Regions from separate parts of the Homo sapiens genome. Here region 1 is linked to region 2. The links are chromatin loops, found by intact Hi-C in ENCODE. Cell type or tissue: gastrocnemius medialis. All regions are shown on one strand. Each heading gives the region's core, and the rest is flanking DNA. Links, peaks and the distances in the headings are about the cores only. Region 1 holds the start of AIFM1 (apoptosis inducing factor mitochondria associated 1). Region 2 has its middle 50 kb from the start of ELF4.

Region 1 (2,904 bases), core at 156-2,655, 110 kb after region 2:
TTTTCCACTTTTTATTTTTAAAGCACCCAGGTGTTTCTGTATTGTAAAAGCCTCAAGGATAACTTCTGACATTGCAAATGCCCTAGGGGTGGACATTGAAGGATTACTGATTTTTTTTTCAAAGCAACTCCTACAGGTGGATCATTCATTGCCCCCATGAAGTAACGCAGTACGAAAAGAAGCAGGCTCAAGCCATGCTCAGATAAATTCACGGATATCTGATGTACAATGGGCTAATTACTGGGAAGAGACCCGAATTCATTCTTAACTTTTTGAGGTCAACTTTAGGAAGCAGTATGGAGTTGCAGCGAAGGGATTAAGGACCTGGAGGCTAGCAAACTATCCTTAGCTCTACCTATTAATTAACTATGTGACCTTTGGCAAGTAATTTCACCTCTCTGTGCCTCAGTTTATTATCTATAAAATGAGTGGGTTGACCTTTACCACAAAATCCCTTCCAGCTCTAAAATTTGATGAAACAACTTAATGGAGAACAAAATACAATGCGTTCTGCAAACTGTTTCTTTGAAGCCTTAAAGACCACCAAGAAGTACACGGCTCAGGCATCTCCAATTAAGTCTGGGCCAATTCTCTGGGTGTCTGGTACACAACCAACCGACTCCTTACTTGCCCTGCACCGTTTCTGTTTCACTGGGCATTCAAATCCATGGATCTCATCTGTGGTTTGGAAGGCTGAGCAGATAACACCCTCATTTACACAAGAAACTTAGGCGTAGGGCTTAAACGTCCTGTTTAAAGTCTCAATCGGTAAATGACAAAGTCTACTTGACCTCATTGCTCTAAAAAGGGGGGTGGGGGGTGGGGATGCCGGGGAGGCGCCGACAGCCAGTTGTTCTGGGATCCCTGAACAGCAAACGCTCCCGGGAAAAGGCCTCAAGCCGACTACTGGGTTCAAATCTCTTGAAGGTCAGGTCGGCATGGCTGAGCCAATTCCTCCGCTTGCAAGACTCAGGGTTCGGAGTCTGCCAATTTGGAATTCACGTGACTATGTGTTAAGTTTCTCGCGGGGACGCGGGGGTAGAGGGCTGCAAGGCACAGGGAGCCTAAGGCGCCAGGCCCTCGGACTTGGAGGTTGCCTGGAATGGGTCAGTCACCTGGGAGCCGGTTCCTCTGCCTCGGGCTTCGGACGCACACGGTCCGCACCAAGGGCACCAGCTTCTGCTTCAAAGCACCCGCCGCCAGGCCTCCACACCGGAACATTTCGGCGACCGCTATTCGGGACCTCCTCCTTCCCTTTCCTCTCACGCACGACCGACGGGTCAAACACCGTGAGCCCCGGCCAGCTCCCCCAGTCTCTTCACACGCACATTACGCAGACTCCTCCTCCCAGCTCCGGGTGGGCATTGGACAGAGAAGCCGGCCTGCTAGAGCCGGGGAAGGGGAACGGCGACCGGAGGCCTACTGCGCAGGCGTAGCACTCGCTGCCGCATTGCGATTGGTCCGCACGGCGAGAGGATTTGCGCATGCACTAGCTGGCCGCAAGCTCGCAAAGACGCTGGCTCTAGGTAGCCGGTTTTCGCGAGTTTGTGGCACAGTGTTGGACTGAACGAGTTAAGGAACCTGTTCAAGGAGGGACTCGTGGGGCCGCTTTGATTGGCGGTTGTGCCTGGTGCTGCCGCTGTGTTGGTGACGAGAACTGATAACAGCATCTCACAACAGCGTAGCCCCGGCATCGCACTTTGTTTTTTGGTTTTAGGACACCAGTTACTTGATACCGAAGCCTTCCTGATTCTTTTGCAGTGATCCAGATCCAGTTTTTCCATGAGTCCGAGGCGCGGAACCTGGCTTCCCAGATCCGGCGTGTACTTCCATCTTTTACCAGTTGCCGGCTCTTTCCCACCCAACCCGTTTCCTGGACAAGTAATTCTGCGCTCTTCTTCCCGCCTGTCACCTTTATTTATTAGTTCAGTTGTGTGTCCTAGATGCTGTATACCAGGTGCTACAGATACACACAGTCTCCTGCTGTGGTTTCTGTGCTTGGGAGCAGGATGTTAGCAAAAAGCGTTCGTGCTTCTCGGACTTTCTGGGAAGAGAAGTCTGCTAAGCAGAACTTTCAGTTATGGGAGTAGGGTGAGGGGCTGAGTGTAAATAAGTGTTTTGACTCTGCCAGATATAAGCTAAATTGGAAATAATGTTTTGGCTGCATGCAGAACATACAATGTGCCTGTTTCAAAGATTCAGCTTACATATTCATTTAACAAGTATTTATTGAGCACTTACCTCTTGGATTGTACTATAAAAGGGGCTCTGTTGGGTATGAAAAGTACGGATGGTCCCCGACTTACCCCTCACAATGGTTCGACTTACAATTTTTCGACTTTATGATGGGTTTAATGAGACCTAACCCCATGTCAGTCGAGGAGCATCTGGACTTAAGCATGGTTCAACTTACGGTTTTTTGACTTTATGATGGGTTTATCAGGGTATTAAATGCAGTTTCGACTTAACGATATTTTCAGTTTACAATGGGTTTATTTGGACATAGCATCTATATAGGAAGTGGCCACTGTCTAGTTGGGGAGATGACATATACCGGTCATTGAAATAATATCTGGTGTAGTGCCGGACAGAGCAAGAGAGAAGACTATGGGATGGAATCACTATGGTAGAACTTCGTGTAAGAAGTTATTTGAGTTGTGTCTTGAAGGATGAGTAGTAAAATTCAAACAGTAGAGGAAAAGGATTGATATTTCAGATGGTGAATACTTTCGGACCAAAGATAACATTTTTCATTGTTAAACATGTTGACCTTGGATCCAGACCAACCCACATTGAATCCTGGCTCTGCCACCTGGGCAAGTCACTTAATTGTGCCTCATTTTCCTCATCTACAAATCTCAGGAGGGTGTTCGGAAGACTAAATGAGCTAATATTTGTAAAGTG
Region 2 (2,904 bases), core at 167-2,666:
AGGACAATCTGAGCAAAGGCTTGGATACAAGGGGAGTTAAAAGCAAAACCAAACAGCAGATTGTTTTATTGCTTTTGGGGTTCTTTGCCCACGGCTTACCTGGAGTCCCACTGCCCTTCTGCCAGGTTGGAAAGATCAAGGCAGGAAGTATGGGCCGTGGCATTAAATCTACATCCCCGGTCAGGATTGGGGTGAGGATGGCTTGGTGGCCTCTTATTAAATGATCTCCCAGTCCTTTTAGTATGGTGTAGAGGAAAGAGCCAGCACCACTCCTAACTACCTAGGCTGACCTTGGGCGAGAACCTAATCTTTCCCAGCCTTAATTGCTCCATCAGCCAAATGGAGGCCAATGTACCCACCTACTGACAGAGCATCACACTGAGGACCATAAAGATCTGTTTAGCCAAAATTAGTTCCTCCTTCATGCCGAGCTCACGAACCTATGGTTAATGAGGGTCTTATCAGAACGCTCTTTGGGCTTGAAAGAGAGGCTCTGTTCAAGTCTTGGTGGGAGGAGGGATAGTCTCCGCATCCCTATTTGGGGTAGGTGGGGTTGGGGGCGGTGGTGAATGGGGCAGTAAACTCCTGCTCGGTCCATACTCTAACCCAATAACCGGGAGGCCTGGTGGGTGTTTAACTGTGTCCTGCCCATGCAAAGACCAGTGTGTGTGTGTTTGGGAAGGGTGGGGTCCGCCCCAGGGGCGTCTGCTCAACTGCTGGGCAGGGGGACGCGAAGTGCTCGGGCCTTCTGGATCCCGCAGCAGGATCCGGGCCGGGGCTCCACTCGTTTCCCTAGCGCTCCGGCTGCCACCGCGCGGGGGTCGGCCGAGCCGCAGCGTCCGGCCTCTGGGGGCGACGTCTTTAGGCCCCGCGCCGGTCCTTGGGAGCCGGGCTCGTGCGGCGGACGGTCAGGTCCCTCCGCTAGCAAACGGCTGTCTGGGGCGCCTCGATCGCTCTCCCGCTTCACGGTAGAAGGCGGCGGCGCGCGAGGGGAGGGGAGGGCAGGCCGGGTGACTGCGACTCCGCGTGCTCACCTGCTGGTCCGCGAGGCTGAGGGAGGGGGCGCCGGGGGCGGGGCCAGAGCGCGGCTGGCCAATGGGGGAGCGCATTCGGCGGCCGGCTAAATTCCCCCTGGAAAGTGAAGGGGGCTGGGGTCGAGGGGAAAGTTCGAAGCTCCGGAGCAGCGGAGGGCTTTGGTGGCGGCCAGAACCATCCGGGGACAGTTGCAGGCGCAGGGGCAAGATCGGGGGACCGGAAGACGCCAGCCGCGGCCGCGGCCGCCTCCGCCAGGGACGGTAGGCCCAACCCTGGCTGCCCCTCCCTTCCCGGGCCCCGCCGGGCCACTCTCCCGCCATCGCTGGCTCGACAGCGCCACCTGCTGGACGTCGGCCTCCACGTCCGGCGCGCCGGGGCCCGAAGTTCTCGGAGGCTGGGACCTCAGTCTGGGAGGGGAAGGAGCTCACTCACCCCAGGTCCAGCGGCTTCAGAGCTGGAGGCAACTGCCTCTTTTGGAGTACAAGATGGGATCAGAAAGGCCTGTGACCGTCAGAATAACTTCTTGTCCCGCCCCACCCACCGGAGCTGACACTTCCACCGCACAGCCCCACCCAGGGGTGAGGAAATAGTGGCGAGGCAGTCCCTGGAAGCGGGCAGCAGCAAAGGGCGGGAGTTCGGGAGTTGCACGTGGCACCTGGTGACAGCAACGCACAGCTGGCAAGCAGCCCTGGGCTCCTCATGGACCCTGTGATCCGGGGATGTCTGTTAACACTCCAGGGGCAAAGGAAGTAGCCGCCTGCAGTGTTATAGGAGCGGGCAGAAAGCTGCCTTAGCTCCCAAGTGTGGATTGTCCTCCTCCCTCTCCTCTTGCCTGCCATAGCATAGGGCAGAAGTCTCAGAATTAAAATCAGGACCAGTTCCTTCTTTCAATAAGCATTTATTAAGAACCTACTGTGTGCTAGGCACTAGGGATATATCAGTGACTAACACACAGTCCCTGTCCTTGAGGAGCTCACAGCCTATTGGCGGGGAACCCTACATAAACACGTAATTAAAGAACTGTACTGTGCTAAGTGCTACCATAAGAGGTATTTACAAAGTGCTGTGAGGTGGCTCAGGGCTGTAATCCCAGCACCTTGGGAGGCTGAGGTGGGCGGATCACTTGAGGTCAAGAGTTCGAGACCAGCCTGGCTAACATGGTGAAACCCGTTCTCTACTAAAAATACAAAAATTAGCCGGGCGTGGTGGCACGCAGCTGTAGTCACAGCTACTTGGGAGGCTGAGGCAGGAGAACCGCTTGAACTCGGGAGGCAGAGGCTGCAGTGACCCAAGATCGCACCACTGCGCTCCAGCCTGGGCAACGGAGGGAGACTCTATCTCAAAAAAATAAAGAAAACAAAGTGCTGTGGGAACCCAGAGGAGGGAGTAACATATCAGCTGCTGGGAGATGAGGGTCATCTCTTGACTCCTGACTCCATTAAACCAAGAAAAGGCAGAGACTTACTGCCACATGACTCTGGTTAAAATGAACCTGTCTCCTGAGGTTCTCCTCTAGCCCTCTCCCATAACTGTATCAGCACAGGTTAATTGGTTTAGCTAGTTTCACACTTGGAGTAGGAAAGAAACTGGACAGGGAAGTTGCTTTAGGGGTAGAGGATGTTCAAAATAGTAACAAATTTTGAGTGCTAAGATGGGGGGGTGGGGTTGGGGATACCATGAGGGCACTGAGCCAGGGAGGGCAGGCCCAGAGCAGTGGAGCACCTGGGGTGAGTGCCTGTGCAGAGGGGAGGTCAGAGGTCACCTACCTCAAAGTTTGGTCCCCATCTCCCACCGGCTCCATCAGTAACCATTACCTTGATCCTTTGTACTGTGCCATGTTACGTGGTTGATACAGTCCCTCCCACTCCT

Evidence for each region. Hi-C counts contacts between places; a loop is a spot of excess contacts. Peaks named below come from ENCODE experiments on the same cell type or tissue, not always from the same donor. Only the 100,000 strongest peaks of a DNase experiment are listed, where the experiment ranks them.
Region 1: it touches region 2 in a loop (15-fold over the local background); 3 of 110 quality-filtered maps call a loop at or near these places.

What each region holds. Positions count from the first base shown.
Region 1 is chrX:130,164,436-130,167,339 of GRCh38, forward strand. AIFM1 (apoptosis inducing factor mitochondria associated 1) reads right to left here and starts at 1,406. Exons shown (of 16, transcript NM_004208.4): 1 at 1,116-1,406. The coding sequence starts at 1,221. It also overlaps a transcript of RAB33A not described here. RefSeq lists an enhancer at 1,055-1,394. In gastrocnemius medialis, for the core only: no CTCF peak of the experiment used is centred there; DNase peaks (open chromatin) are centred at 996, 1,446 and 1,786; H3K4me3 peaks cover 2,500 bases; H3K27ac peaks cover 2,404 bases.
Region 2 is chrX:130,059,304-130,062,207 of GRCh38, forward strand. No RefSeq gene overlaps it. Among named protein-coding and RNA genes, the nearest start is that of ELF4, 50 kb to the right of the region's middle. RefSeq lists silencers at 926-1,185, 1,206-1,505, 1,526-1,595. In gastrocnemius medialis, for the core only: CTCF peaks have their summits at 1,383 (motif pointing left) and 1,593; DNase peaks (open chromatin) are centred at 1,068, 1,408 and 1,618; H3K4me3 peaks cover 1,352 bases; H3K27ac peaks cover 1,009 bases.